2 separate regions of the Homo sapiens genome follow, and region 2 is linked to region 1. Evidence: read pairs that join two places in POLR2A ChIA-PET (ENCODE). Cell type or tissue: GM12878. All regions are shown on one strand.

Region 1 (8,000 bases):
AAACCTGCCTGGGACTCCCATTTACCTGCTGACTCAAGGGTAACTCTGGTGAACCTCCCCCTCCTGCTCCGTCACCAGATGACTCCTACCTTCTGGCCGAGGCCCTGAGTTTTTCAGAGAGGAGGAGCTGTGGATGCCAGCACCACTCTTTCTCCTAATGCTAGGTTGGTATCAACTCAGACACAATGATCTTTTGCCTGAACTAAGCTCTCTATTTATTTCATAAGCATACTGAGCATAAGCATTGCCTCATTTTTTATTTAAAAACACTAATTTAAAAAAACAGTAACTAACAACCATGAGAGCTGTGTTAGGCCATGTGCCATTCAAATTGCTTTGCATTTTTATACCTGAGAGGAGTCTTATCATTAGCACCCCCATTTTACAGGTGGGGAAAGTGAGGCACCCAGAGGCTAAGGCATTTGCCCAGGGCTATCCAGGTACTGCCAGAGGCCAGACTTGAACCCAAGCAATATAACTCCTAATCTATACCCTAACCACCATGATACAACTTGCCCCAGATGGACCCAAACACCCGCTAGTATCTCTAACTGAATCTTTGCCTCTTAATGGCCTCTGTGTTGTGGGTGGCATGAGTAACAACCCTTCAGTGGTCTGGCCTGGAAAAGTCTTTGGTTGTCTCTACCCCGTAGTCTCCGGCAGGGCCCTCTCAGGACAAGGCTGGCTGCCCTCGCATCTACCTGCTTTGCTCAGACCAGTGGCTCCCAGAAGGCGGCATGCTCGGTCTTTGCAGCCTTTAGTGCAATGGCGAGGTTGTGCTGCAGCTGAAATCAAAGTCTTTGACGGCGATTGATTTCAACACTGCCTATCTGGACAGTCCTCTTACCCATGGGTAACTTGAAAAGTCACAGGCAAGAATTCCAAAAAGGTGGTTTTGCTTGTCTACCTTTACCTGCAAAGGAACCCCTATCCCCAAACAAGGGGGTTGAGGCTGGTCCCCAGAGGCAATCTATTCAGCCTCTGGGCTGAAACCAATTTTGAGAGCTTTTGAAACATTGCTTCATTCTATTTAATTTTTTTTTTTTTTTTTGAGACAGGGTCTTGCTCTGTTGCCCAGGCTGGAGTGCAGCTGGAGTGTGGTGGTGTGATCACAGCTCACTGTAGCCTCGACTTTCTGGGGTCAGGTGATTCTCCTTAGCCGCAGAGTAGCTGGGACTACAGACGTGCGCCACCATACCCAGCTAATTTTTTGTATTTTTCGTAGAGATGGGGTTTCGCCATGTTGCTCAGGCTGGTCTCAAACTCCTGGGCTTAAGCAATCCTCCTACCTCGGCCTCCCAAATTGCTGGGATTACAGGTGTGAGCCACAATGCCGAGCCATTCTCTTTAAATATGCTTTAAAATATAGATACTAATAACCTGATTGGATACTTCCAAACTCTTCAGAAGGCAGTTTTGTCTTTAAACCTTTCTGCAACAGGGGTTAGGACCCATTTGATGGGATGGGAATAACAAACGCCAGCCTCAAAATCTAAGGACTCAGGTTAAGAGAGGAGAAAATTCTTCCCTTCTGATCAGCCATCCGTAGCTTTTCGCTCCAGAGCACACAGGCCACTGTAGCTTGCTGCAATATTTTCTCTTCTGACTTCTACCAGGGTGTGTGGGGAGAGAAAGAAGAGCTCTGAAATAAAACAGGCTAAAATTTGGTCTATAAATGGAATTTGGGACTGAAATGATTCCTCAGACAAAGTAGAATTAACTGCAATTTCAGGACTTTTTTTTTTTTTTTAACAGCATCATAGGTAGAGGTTGATCAAGGACTTTTGAGGCTTGAGTGGTCTGAAACCTAGAACAGAGACCTCAGAGGATTTTAGATTTAGATAAATGGGAAGGGTGAGTTGAAAAGAAATGTTACACTCAAATTTGGAAGAAAAAACCAAGGTTCAAGGAAGTTATTTTTAATGAAAAATCAGTGATTAAAGAGGAGAATCCCAATTTGTACCAAAATATTCATTTCCACAAATCCTGCTTAGTGCATGGTCTATTTCATTATACTAATTAGCTACACTGATTAATGCTTCTGTTTATATTTTTAAATAGATTTTGTAAAAGAGGATAATGAAACGGAAAAGCACCTTCATCACATTCCCCTCCAACAGACATGCCTACAGGCGGCCTTTATCAGTGGTTCTCAATCGTGGTTCTCCCGATAGATCACCTGGGAACTTGTTAGAAGTGCAAATTTCACACACTGGGGGAGGGGAGCAATCTGGGTTTTAACAAGTCCTCCAGGTGATTCTGATGCCACATGCTGAAGCCACTTGGCCACAACCATAGCATCAATGCCCACCTGGGGGACACTGGCCTTAATTGCAAAGGACCCTCGAGGACACAGGAACTGGATACCTGGTCTACAAGCCCAAACTTTAACAATGATGGACAGCAACAGAACCTCACCTCTTCCTTCTCTTTTGCAAGATGGCTTTTTTGGGTCTTGTTTCTCTTCTGTGTGTGATAATGATGTTTCGAGTTTGGGCATCTTTTTAAGAAAGGCTGAGTTCTTTCTGATATTTTCCTTTTCTTCCAGTTTCAGCCTCAGTGCTGCCACCCTGGACAAAATTTTCTTCTTTACTCCCTCAGCTAAATGTCCACTGCCTGGGGCTTCTGGCTTCCTCTTGACCTCCTCTGACCCCGTCACTGCTGTGAGGGTCCCTGGCGATTTGCCTGCTCGGGCTTCCAGGGACTTCTCTCTCTCCCTGGACTTTTTCGCACAGCCCAGGGTGCCCTTTTGACATGGATCCTGCAGTAATTTAGGGGCTTTCTCTAACTCACGTTCTCCTGAAATAAATGCCAAGGTCTTCGCTGAGGAGCTAGATGAGCTTGGGGGTTTGGTTTCCCCAATTTGAAGCACCTCTATTTTAGGTTCCTCCATTTTGTGGCTTATCAAAAAGTCTGTGACATTTCCTTCAGGAGATGAAGTACAAGGGAACCTGGTAAGATCAGGAGAAGAGGGCAAAGGTTTCCCACGCTCATTCTCAATAGTTCCCCTTTTCTGTGAAACAGGAAACACATACTGACGCTTTCTGGGCTCAACTATGTCATTTTCAGGGACGTCATGAATTTGGCCTGTGGAGTTGTGCGTGTCAACCCCAAGAGAAGCGTGAGTCATTATTGGAAGACAACTAGAAAGAGGTGAAGTGGGGGAAATCAATTCTGCTTTGTCCTTTTTGCTTTGCTCAGCCTCCCCTAAGCTCCCATCACTGCTTTCTTGTATTTGGCCTATGCTACATCCACTTGGAATTCTTTCACCGCCTTCGCTGGGTTGCAGGACTTGCCAAATGGCAGTTTTTGCCTCCTCAGGTTGAATTTGTTCAGCCTCCTGCTTCATACTGCCTTCTTGGCTTCTGCTGATTCTATTTTCACTCAGAATGGTTCCCTGGAGACATGGAACTTGCAAAATGGCCGGCTGGATTTCCGCTTCGTGGCCCATGTTTCCGTCATTTGATTGACCCCCTTCTCTGGCGCCCTGTGGTGTGGTTTCAGAGGGCTCTGGTTTTCCAGCCCTGGTGTACTCTATCACACTTATCTCATCAATGGGATCTACAGAGGACTCTAGGATTTTAGGGCAGGTCAGAAACTTTTTAAAGAAGGCAGTGTGATCCATCTTGAGTTGTTTTTCCTCCTGGTCTTGACTCACATTGTTAACATTTTCCTTCCCTCCAGTTTCAGAAGCCGCTGACAGTGAATCTGTGACAGATAACTCCTTTTCATCTACAGGGTCCACGGATGACTCCAGGAGTCTGGGTTGGCTGAAACCCCGGGAAGAAAGACTTCTCCAATGTACACTGATGGTGGGCTCTTCGCCTTTATGGCTTTCTCTGCTATCAGCAAGGGCTGACTCAGCATCCTCTGGACTGTGAGCCAATGCTGCTATTTCAGAGGGGGCCAATTCAGGCACAACAGCATCTGCCTTTAGACTATCAGGTACAGCCCAGACCTTGTCAGGAATTATGAGACCACCGTCTGATGCCTTGCTCTCAGAATTTGTCAGTTGTCGTGGTGGCCAGATTTCAGAAGCGGAAGCCTCTAGAGTTATAATCTTCAGCTTGTTGCCTGCCTCCCAATTTCCAGGTCTATATTCTTTAGACTCTTCCAAAAGGATATCAGAGAGAGATGGAACGTTGCTCAGAGCCTGACTGTCTTCTTCCCCAGCAGTTTCAGCCACCACGGAGACCCTCGTCCCCCAACCTGAGCGCTGCCCTGCTCCTTCCCTAGAGCTTGCGGGTGAGTGGGCCGTGGGCACCAAGTTTCTTTCCTCTTGTGCAGCAGATGTCGTAGGCAAACTTTGTTGGAAATCAGGTGCAGAAAGAGAACCCTGCTGGGACAGGCTCTGCTGCTGGACCCCCTGCTTTGTTTCACTTCCTCTTTCTTGGAAATTCTCTTCATAGCTCCTAAAGTCTGCTCTGTCCACAGTCTGGCTCTTATCTCCAGACAGGTTATCAACCTGAAGAGGGGAATTACTGCAGAAACCCTCTCCCTCTGGGAGCTGCAGGACATGGTGTGGGACTCCTGGCACACTGGGTGCCCTGCAAAGTAGCTCTTTTGTAGATTTGATGGTAGCACCACTTAAAATATGATCCAACTGCACTTGGGAAGGAAATTGGGAAACCTTTTCATGGGATGCACGAGGGAACCTCTCCTCAGTGCCACCTGCATGCTTGTCCTCAGGAATTGACACAGCAAGGTATTTGGCTGGGTGGACTTCGGTGGCAATGGTAACAGTTGATGTGTCCTCAGTCTCCCTGGTCGCTTGAAAGCACTCATTATTAGCAGTTAATGTTGTTGGCTTCTCCCAAGGAAAACTCACAATTGAACTATAACTGGCTGGTGTGGCTGTGGTGTCTGCGGCACTAGGACTGGGGCTCTTGTCACCTCCTTCTTTAAATTGCACTAAAGGATTGTTCTCAGAAGAAAGGAGCTGTGTTTCATCAAGCCCTCCTGAGTTGCTGGGGCTTGGCTGCTCCTGGCCAGCATGTACTGTGGAGGCCAGTGGGTAGGTGGAATTCTCCACCTTGGCTAGATTTTCTCCTGTGGCACCTTCACTAGCTGTGTGTGAAATGTTCAAGGTGAAAGTACTGGTAAAAAGAGGGGACATGACTGAGTTGCCGTCCTTGCTGCTTTTGCACGTAGACACTGAAGTCTCAGACACTTGTGTCTGAAAAAAGACTTCCAGTGTCTTGTCATTAGAAGAACATAAATCAGATACTTTGTTTTGACCTTCTGCCAGTTCCGTATCTACAGAGCAAATTTCTTGAGGCGAATATTTATCAACTGGTCTCCCAACAAGAGAATCTATGGTATCAAAACACGTTCCTTGGTCACCAGCCTCAAAACACTCCATTGCACACACTGCTTCTCTGTCCCTTGGCTCATCACACACATTTTCCAGGGTGAGGGCAGTATCTGTGGGTTCAGGGGAAGCAACAGAGACAGCCACAGGCTCCCTGAAGTCAGCACGAGCATCCTTGGGGAGATGCCTTGAGAACACACCTGGGGACATAGTCTCATCATTGGCTTCTGAGATGCTCTGCTCATATTTTAGGTCTTCCCTGAAATTGTCAGGTATGTTGCCATCTCTGTCTTGTTTTTCTTCATGCTGTGGACCACAGGTACAGGGTTTGACCTCCGAGTGTTGAGCTAATGATGCATTTTCCTTGTGGACCCCTCCTAAGTTTGAGAAGGAAATTGTTGTGGTCCCAGTGAATGGGGACTCCTCCCCAGCAGGCTCTGAGAAAGCTGGCATCTGGCTGCAAGAGATTGTCTCTCTGACTGTTTCCTGAACTTGTACCTAGGAAGATGAAAAGTGATATTAGTAGAATTGTTCATGGGAGAGCCCACAATAGGGCATAACTGCAATCCCAAGAGTGTTAATCCTCAATGACCGTAATAATGGACAAGAATGATTGAAATCTAAACATTAATCCCCCAACTCCCTCTAGCTATTAGAGATTTCCTAGAAAACTGCAAATTTAAGCAACTCTGTGTTCCAGGGGGCCCTTTGTCAAATTCATCATTATAAGCAAAAAGCCTCCTGACAACCATCATTTATTTAATGATTTCTTTCTCTCTTAGGAAATAGATGGAAATAAATCGAATGTTAACTGTTTTGATCAAGTAAGTCACAACAAGAGCTGTGCGCATCTTTCCAGAAAGATGAATCTCACATGATCATAATAAATGAAATAAACAGTACTTGCAAAACAGCAATAAGCAATCTTTGTCCCCAAAATATAACAGCTTGCTGGTTAATAATTGCTATGGTTTGGATATTTGCCCCCTCCAAACCTCATGTTGAAATTTGATCCTCAGGGTTGAAGGTGGGGCCTAATGGGAAGTGTTTGGGTTATGGGGGTGGATCTCTTACGAATAGATTTATGCCATCCCTCAGGGGTGGGGGGAATGAGTGAGTTCTCAATCTATTACTTCCTCGTTGTTAAAAAGAGTCTGGCACCATCCCCACCCCCACCCTGCTTCCTCTCTGTCCATACTATCTCTGAAAATGCCAGCTCCCCTCTGCCTCCCATCGTGAGTTGGAAGCAGACTGAGGCCCTCACCAGATGCAGATGCCTAATGTTGAACTTTCTAGCCACCAGAATCATGAACCAAATAGGCCTCATTTCTTGATAAACTACCCAATCTCAGGTATTCTGTTATAGCAACATGAAGTGCACTAAGATAACAATGTTACTAAAAAACAGAGAGAAGGCTGCCTTTGAACCCACCTCTAATGAATAAATGGACTTATGATTGGCCACCAGCACTGCCAATCATTTCTTTCCTAGAGAAGCTTATAAACATCCCAGAATGTATCCCAGACTTTAAAATAGATGCCCAGTGGCAGGCAGACCACCTCTACAGGAAATAGAAGATTCAGGACTGCTTAGGTTTTTGAGAAAAGGGGAGAGGGGGAGGGAGGGAGGAAGAGAGGAAGGCAGAGAAAAAGAAACCTCACATTCTGAGGATTGAGCCTTTCATGGTACTATATGAACGTTCCATGATATTGGATATTGTTCAAGGAAGCAGCAAACTCTTTGACTAAATCCTTGTCTCATGAAACTTTTAGCTCATTGATTATTTCAAAACAAAGAAAACTTATGTCCAGCCAAGGAGAAGAAAATTACTTCTAATTTCTGAAGCAACTCAGTCTTTGCTCCCAGGACTCCTGCCTTGGACAGCCACATTCAGATGTGCAGGGAACAGATGACTGGCCTTGGCGGGATGGGGTTCAGGGGTGGGGATGAAGTCTGTCTCCCAGCGTATGACAAAACAGAGCTGAAATGTTCATGGGCATATTATGGCTCCAATGTCATGAGATTGATTCTCATAAATCATACATGACAGTCAGTCTTACTACCTTGTGGTCAATCCCTGTATGTACTGCCCGTGGGAAGCAGGACAACAGCATAATCACACCTCTTTCCACACTTCCCCCAGGCTGCTTACAGCCTGTCAGTCATGCATCTCTCATTTTCTCTTTTAAAGCTACTTTGAGGTTCATTTAACTCATATTTGATGGGCATAAAAATGCTAACTAAACAAGAAAGAAATTTAATATAAACTCCATGAGGGCTAGGACTACTTAATCTTTTCAACAAATATTTAGTGAATGCCTCCAAAGTACTAGGGAGTGTTTTAGATAATGGGGATACAAGACAGGCAAATGCTCATCTACAAGGAGCTCCCATTCTGTGTTCTAGTGAAGGCCTGTTATAGCGATTAGCATGCGGTAGATGCTTACTAAGTGTTTGTTGAGAGAATGAATAAATGAATGAACCATGTACCAGTTGAGACAGCTGTAGCCAACTTCACCCATTAAAGCTCTACACTTGAAAGGGTTTGAACTTTCATCTGCTCCTGACTTTGCAACAACCCCATTTTAAAAGAGACTTTGAACCCTAAGCACTACTGGTTATCCTGGTGTTCCCGGAAAGAAAAGTATATTTATTCCCTTTCTATATCCCTTTTTCTTCTTTATTAAA
Region 2 (8,000 bases), 120 kb after region 1:
AATGTCTGTTAAGTCTATTTGGTCTAAAGTCCAATTTAAGTCCGATGTTTCTTTGTTAATGTTCTGTCTCTGTGATTTCTCTAGTGCTGTGAGTGGGGTATTAAAATCCCCTGCTATTATTGTATTGCTGTCTATCTTTCTTTAGGTCTAGTAATATTTGTTTTGTGAATTTGGGTGCTCTGATGTTGGGTGCATATATATTTAGAATTGTTATATCCTCTTGCTGAATTGATCCCTTGATTATTATATAATGGCCTTCATTTTTTTAAATTATATTATGTTTTTGGTTTAAAGTCTGTTTTATCTGATATAAGCATAGCTATTCCTGCTCACTTTTGATTTCCATTTACTTGGAATCTCATTTTCCACCTCTTTACTTTTAGTCTATGTGTTTTTATGGGTAAGGTGAACTTATTGTAGGCAGCATATAGTTGGATCATGTTTTTTAAATCCATTCTACCAAACTCTACCTTTAAAGTGGCACGTTTAATCCATTTATATTCAAGGTTAATATTGACACAGGAGGCTTTGTTCCTGTCAAATTGCTGATTGTTTTCAAGTCGTTTTTATAAATTCTTTGTTTCTTTTCTTTCCTTGTCTTTGTGGTTTGATGAAATTCTGTTGTGTTGCCATTTGATTCCTTTCTTTTCCTCCTTTGTGTTGCTGTTTTATACGAACTGTGAACTTTCTAGATTTTCTAGTTGGTGAGTGTGCAGCTACTCGTAATAGTCTCTAATGATCTTTTGTATTTCTGTGGTTTCAGTCGTAATGTTTCCTTTTTCATTTCTGATTGTGTTTATTTGGATCTTCTCTCTTCTTTGTTAGTCTAGCTAGTGGTTTATCATTTTTGTTTACCTTTTCAAAGAACCGCTTTTCATTTCAACAGTCCTTCGTATTTTTAAATCTCTATTTCATTTAGTTCTGTGTGTCTTTTATATTTCTGTGTGTTTTCATAATGGTGAAAATTAACCTTTCACTTCCATGTTTAAGACCCCTTTGAGCATTTCCTGTACAGCTGATCTAGTGGTGACAAATTCCCTCAGCATTTGCTTGTCTGGGAAGGAGTTTATTTCTCCTTGATTTATGAAGTCAGCTTCTGGCAGGACACAAAACTCTTGACTGACAGGTTCTGCTTAAGTTTAATATTTTTCTGTGGCTGCTAATTGTTCACATGTTTTCATTATGAAGTAATTTTAATGCCACTTTGGTGGGCTGTTAATCCCTTTGGGGGCCTCATGCAAGCAAGAGCTAGCACAAAGGATCAATTTAGGTCTTGTTCTGGGGGTTACCTAGAGGGGCAGCAAAACCTCAGTAGGGTAAGCCATAAATAATCTAAAGTTCCTAAGAGCTGAAGAAGAAGGAAATGGCCATCCAAAATAGAGCTGTACTTGCCCCAGCTAGGGAAATTAGGAACGAGAGATACCCAGTGATGAGGGTTGGGTCTTTGAAGAAGTGTCTATTAATATGGCCACCAGAGAGCTCTAAACATCTGCCAAGTTTCTAGAGCCCCCTGTTAGCTCAACATAACAGTACCAGCCAGGTAAGCATTCCTTGTACCCCATACCTCTTCTCCCTTCCTGCAGTTTATGCTTGCAGGGTCAGAAACCACACTTGGCAAACTGCAGAAGAAAAGGTAAAAGCAGGCCGGGCGTGGTGGCTCATGCCTGTAATCCCAGCACTTTGGGAGGCCAAGGTGGGCGGATCACGAGGTCAAGAGATCGAGACCATCCTGGCCAACATGGTGAAACCCCGTCTCTACTAAAAATACAAAAAATTAGCCGGGCGTGGTGGCAGGCACCTGTAATCCCAGCTACTTGGGAGGCTGAGGCAGGAGAATCACTTGAACCTGGGAGGTGGAGGTTGCAGTGAGCCAAGATGGCACCATTGCACTCCAGCCTGGGCAAAAAGAGTGAAACTCCGTCTCAGAAAGAAAAAAAAAAGGTAAAAGCATTAGATGGAATCACATGGAAACAGCCTACCTCCTTCCTTCCTCACTGCAGGCTTCTCATCTGAGCTCGGGAAAGGAGGAGCCTCCTAGATTTGATTATGTGATGATTACCCAAGATTGGACATTTTAATTACTAATTGCAAGACCTTTTTATTGCACATGAATAAATGGAATAGTCATATTGTCCCAAATTTAATCGAGGGTGGGACAAAGACTAATTCCACAGAATACATTTAAAGCAATAGTGGGAGTTAAAAGTAAAATTGCATTATAATTAGACCCTCCAAGTCCTGCCTGTTTAACTTAAGGTTGCTCACACTACTGAGGCGAGATAGAAAAGTAGTTGGTGAATTTCAATTGGAAAAGTGTAGCCATGGGAAGGAACCTAGGAGTCTCATCTCTCTCCTGAAGTTAATCTGCCCAATGTCTCAAAGGCCTCAAGAACTGTTCTCAGGGAAGTATTAGAATGCAAATAAAACCACCATTCTACTTTTGACTAGAAATCCTCTGGTGGTTGCCTGAGATGGGGAGGTATTGTTTAATGGGTATAGAGTTTCAGTTGGGGAAGATGAAAAAGTTCTGGAGATGAATGGTGATGTCACAACAATGTGAATGTACTTAATGCCACTAAATTGCACGCTAAAAAATGTTAAAATGGAAAATCTTATGTATTGTATATTTCATCACAATAAAAAAATAGCATAGGATGATTGTTTATCCACTGGGAAAATAAAATAAAATAATCATTATTACCTCTAAAACCAAAATAAAACCCTGATGGATGCTTTGCCAGTTAAAGCATCTTCAGAAAGATGACAAGAAGTTAGACACTGTATCCACAGGAACAATTTGGCTTAGGCAGAAAAGGGAGATTTGTAGGCTCACCCAACTGAACTGCAGGAAAGGTGGGTATGAGCTGGACCTCAGGACTGACCACACCTGGGACTGGAACACCACCCGCCCTTTCTCTGTCTCTTGTTTCTGCTTCTCTCAGTGCACCAGCCACTCTCTCCCACCACAGACTGGCTTCTTCTGCACAGCCTGTGGGACATGGCCACCGAACAGCTCAGACTCATACCTCACAGGTTTGCCACCTGAGCAAACCCAAGATCTTCCATCTGGTTGAAGGTCAGAAGTCTCAGGACTGAATTTGGGGAACATGCCTATCTGTAGCCAATCACTGAGTTAGGGAAGCAGATCAGTCAGAAACTGGGGGATCCCATTAAACCACACTGTGGAAAGCAGTATTCCTGAGAACAGAGTGCTACTCCACTCTAGGCAGACAAAGCAGTAGCCACCAGCTATCTGCACAGTCCTTCCCTTCTCTGGAACAGATCCCAAACAGTGCTGGGAAGACCTCAGCAGCACAGTTGGACCACCTATGTGCTCCTTCCGCCCTCATTACTTGTACATCCTGGATCCCTGGATTTCTTAGCTAATGCTGGGTTGGCAGAAATGAGGGGGAGGGGAGCAGTAGAATCCTGCCCTAAATTGCAGCCAGTCATCTGAGGTCATTTTTTCCTTGTCAATGCTATATCCCCAGAGGGTTGGACCCTTCTCTATTCTGTTATGCTTTATTCAGACAATTTCTAGAACAATGTTGGCCAGTATAGATGATTCCCGTCATTTTATCTCTACTACCTAGGTCCAAAGATTCCCCCCACAACCTTGTGAATCTCTGACTCAGTGTTATTAGTCTTAAAAACCCAGGTGCTGAACCAGACTATGCTGTGCTCCTCTTTGGAGTGAATCTTGGATTATCAAATAATCAAATAATGGCTAAGATCAGCCCTTGTTTCCCCATGTCCCTGCTTAGTGCCAGCTCTGTCTTCATCCCCTCCCAGGCTTGGCCACCCTTCTGCTGAGATGCACCCTAGCATGTTGCCCATAAAGGAATGTGAAAAAAGTATCTACACTTCTGAAGATAGTGTGCTCCACCCTTCAAAGCTTTAGGAAGATAAATTTAGACATAAAACAGGAAGTATTTCTCTGTGTGGCTAAGAGTGATCTAAGAGAAGTTATTTCCTCAAGATATTTTGAAGCTGTAGTGTGGGGAAACAGTTCTCAAACCCCAGTGTGGATCAGGATCACCTGGAGGGCTTACTAAGCTACATATTGTTGGGTCCACCCCAGAGTTTCGATTCAGTCGATCAGGGGATCAGAGGTGGGGCCTAAGAATTTGCATGTTTTTAACTCTTTTTTTTTTTTTTTTTTTTTGAGATGGAGTCTCGCTCTGTCACCCAGGCTGGAGTACAGTGGCAAGATCTCGACTCACTGCAACCTCTGCCTGCCGGGTTCAAGCAATTCTCCTGGCTCAGCCTCCCAAGTAGCTGGGATTACAGGTGCGTGCTGCCATACCCGGCTAATTTTTTATATTTTTGGTAGAGACAGGGTTTCGTCATGTTGGCCAGGCTGGTCTCAAACTCCTGACCTCAAGTGATCAGCCCACCTCAGCCTCCCAAAGTGCTGGGATTACAGGTGTGAGCCACCACACCCAGCCAGAATTTACATTTTTCAAAAGGTCCCTGATGTTGCTGAGGCAGGACCACACTTTAAGAACCACTATAGTAGAGGTTTAGGAAGAGACAGAGAAAAATCTCTCCAGGCTACAAGACTGTCTGATGCTGAAGGTCTTGGCCTAGGTCAGCTAAGGTGCTCTTTAGGGTTGATATTCTGTGATTGTTAAACAGGTGACTAAATATGTATCTGTGTCAAGCTACTCTTATTATCATTAAACAGTTCTTGACTGCTTACTTTATTAAAATATAAGAATTTCCAAGAGCTTCGGACCTCTGATCTATATATAACAGAACTTCATTAAGTATAACTCACTAAGTCACTTAGTGAAAAGCTTGAACTACAGAATAGTCTAACTAATTGCCCTTTCAAATAGGCATTTAACAATAATTTCAACTAGCCTCCTACAAAACTGTTTCACAGCAAAGCTTTCACTGATGTTTTTGCAAAATGAATTTAATTACTAATTATCATATAAGGATTAGCATATAGCTGATATGTAAATGTCTTAGGTATGATTTAAACTGTTGAGTCAACTGAACATGTACCTTCCTCTCCCACTTCCTCCAACAAATAAATCTTACTTGTATTTTAATTTAATACTGTGTCCATTCTTCTGAAATAGCTGTTTATTCTGAACATCTAATTTTAGACATATAACTAATATGGTACAATTTTCAACTGCCGGTTATTTAAATGCTGCCCCCTCCCTGACACAAATAAATCTTATTTACATATTATTTGCTTCATAAGTATTCCACCATCCTGCAGTCACTGTGATCATTGTCCCCAGCTAGTCTTTGATCTGTGATAATTGTCCACAGGTAGTCTTTGATCATATGTTCTCCTGTCTGGAGGAACTAATATGTCCTTCCAACTCTGCCCAGCCTTCAGGTACAATTTAGGCCCCTACTTTTCTCTTAGGCTTTCTTCAGCCACTGTAACTTTTTTAAGTTTCTCCCTTATCCAAAGTCCCTTACTACTTAGAACCTCGGAAGTAAAGGGACCTCAGAGAACATCCAGTCCACGCTGCCCTCTGTTTAAATGTGTCTACAGTGTACCACACCAAGGAACTCCCACACTCTGAATGAACAGCCCAGTGATCAGGAGCTTTGAATCAATTCTTGGCACCTAACAGTTTGTGAAGAGTCTGCTAAACTCCCTCTATCAGAAATCCCAGAGGACTGAGAACAGGTCATCCTTGGAGGTATGTAATACAGTATTTAACCACCTTTCTACCTGAGTGTGCTTACCTGCAAAGGGTAATGTCGATATTAACCGAGAATGATCATGGTTGTCACATTTAAACTAATAATAATAAAGTACACAATTTATTATGCAGAAAGAATCATGCCTTCATAATCAGTCTTCACAAAGATTCCTTTAACTCTCTGCACCCACCATTCCTAATCCTGGAAAATTATTTCTCTTTGCTCTTTGCTCATCCATAGGCTCTTTGACAAAAGTCTCCAGAAAACTACTGAACTACACACATCAACAATAAAGAAGTCCTAATGTCCAAAACCTTGCTTGTCACTTTTTTGTTTGTATAATTTATCTCCACAACTAGATCATAGGCTTCTAGAAAACATGAGTTCTGTTTTAAATTTTGTGCCCCTTGGCAGCTGTATCTGAATGGAGTCAGGATCTGGAAGCCCAAGTCTCCTTGTCAATGTCTGCTTGGTTCCCAAGGACACCTGTAAATGGAAGAGGGGCATAGTACACAGAAGACATTGCTGGCAAGTGTGGTCTCTTTACGATCAGGTGAGTCATCTGCTGAAATCTTTATAATAGACTTCTACCTTGATGGAATGGGTTGGACTAACGAGGAACCACCATTACTCCAAGGCCCAGAGCAGAGCTGGGCCATCAACTGTCTCCACACTTCCTGTCTTCTAGGTGCCACCCTGATCCCTCATTGCCTTTCAGCTGCATGTCTAAATCCCCACCCCACCCCTCATCTAGTTGGCTTTGATTCCAAGGACCTAGGACTGGAGTAGGGCTTTCACAAATAAGACAGCAGGAATGTAATGCAACCTAATGAGCAGACTAAGAAAGCATCTATACAGAAGAACAGACATACAAATACCAAGGCAGATAAGAGTGACAAAAGACAAAAAAAAAAAAAAAAAAAAGAGAGAGAGAGAGAAAAAGCTGAAGCCGGTCAGAATTCATCAGGGGATGGTGTATGTCTACCACCTCAGTGGTCCTTTAAAGGTAAACGGGCTTATTTTTCATGCACCAGCCTATGGTCCCTTCACTGGGACACTCTCAACATCCCCGGCTTTTTATAACTCTGGCTGGAAAGGTCAGCTCTGAACTCTTCCTGGGCAGGGAAAGGAGTTCACATAGGGATTGGGGATGGAGTACGGGAGCAGAGGAGCAGTGCCTATGTTAGAAACCGGTAGGAAGGCCGGGCGCGGTGGCTTGCGCCTGTAATCCCACCACTTTGAGAGGCTGAGGTGGGTGGATCAACTGAGGTCAGGAGTTTGAGACCAGCCTGACCAATATGGTGAAACCTCATCTCTACTAAAAATATAAAAATTAGCTGGGCGTGGTGGCATGTGCCTGTAGTCCCAGCAGCTGGGCAGGAGAATTGCTTGAACCCAGGAGGTGGAGGTTGCCGTGGGGCAAGATCGTGCCACTGCACTCCAGCCTGGGTGACAGAGGAAAACTCTGGTTTCAGAAAAAAATAAAATAAAATAAAATAAAATAAAAGCAGCAGCAGCAGCTGGTAGGAGCTGGATGCCTGGAAGAATAAAGAGCCTTTCTCCCTTAGGAGTGAGCCTAATAGATGGATCTTTACTCCCTTTCTCCTGGGCCCTCTACTGGTCTTTGCTTCTCCCATTTTTCACATTCTGACTGCATATACATACATGGCAATATATAGAGAATTTGGCCCCTTGACTCTCACCAGAAGCACCCCCCCAGCCCCATGACTCTGATTTCTTCAATGACATACGTTAAGTACTTTTTCTCCAAAGGTGAAATGATCCTAGGCTTTCTCAAGGGCAATGATTCTGAGCCTTACCCACATTTTAGAATCAGCTTAGGAAACACAAAAAAATCTCAATGACCAGGCAGCACCCCCAAGCCAATCAAGTAAGAATCTGGGGTGTAAGACTCAGACATGAGTATATTTTTTTAAATTGTTTATTTTTATGGGGACCTAGCAGGTATCTATATTTATGGGATATGTGAGCAATTTGGATACAGGCAAACAATATATAATAATCACATTGGGGGAAATGGGGTGTCCATCACCTCACGCATTTCTCATGTCTTTGTATTACAAACATTCCAATTATGCTTTTAGTTATTTTTAAGTGTACAATGAATTTTTTTTTACTTTAGCCACAGATCTAGGTACATTTTTAAACTCCCCAAATGATTCTAATATGCAGTCAAGGCTGAGCCAGCTGCCCTGGAGATGGTCCATCCCTTTTCAGGCCTCGCTGCACATCAGACTCATCTGAGGAACTTTTAAAACCACTGTTGCCTGTGCCCCACCCAAACCAATTAAAATCACTGTCTC

Evidence for each region. ChIA-PET counts read pairs that join two places held together with the same protein. Peaks named below come from ENCODE experiments on the same cell type or tissue, not always from the same donor. Only the 100,000 strongest peaks of a DNase experiment are listed, where the experiment ranks them.
Region 2: POLR2A ChIA-PET joins it to region 1 with 22 read pairs; 7 of 35 experiments call an interaction of 5 or more read pairs at or near these places.

What each region holds. Positions count from the first base shown.
Region 1 is chr18:58,532,416-58,540,415 of GRCh38, forward strand. ALPK2 (alpha kinase 2) reads right to left here. Exons shown (of 13, transcript NM_052947.4): 5 at 2,419-5,809. Among named protein-coding and RNA genes, the nearest start is that of ALPK2-AS1, 21 kb to the right of the region's middle. RefSeq lists enhancers at 2,385-2,784, 2,885-2,934, 2,927-4,126, 3,045-3,264, 3,325-3,524 and 1 more. In GM12878, a CTCF peak has its summit at 4,272; DNase peaks (open chromatin) are centred at 3,036, 3,406 and 4,407; H3K4me3 peaks cover 6,630 bases; H3K27ac peaks cover 7,568 bases.
Region 2 is chr18:58,654,342-58,662,341 of GRCh38, forward strand. LINC03110 (long intergenic non-protein coding RNA 3110) reads left to right here and starts at 4,198. Exons shown (of 4, transcript NR_187442.1): 1 at 4,198-4,290; 2 at 5,522-5,672; 3 at 6,091-6,229. In GM12878, a CTCF peak has its summit at 7,288 (motif pointing left); DNase peaks (open chromatin) are centred at 3,950, 5,314 and 7,980; H3K4me3 peaks cover 6,837 bases; H3K27ac peaks cover 7,031 bases.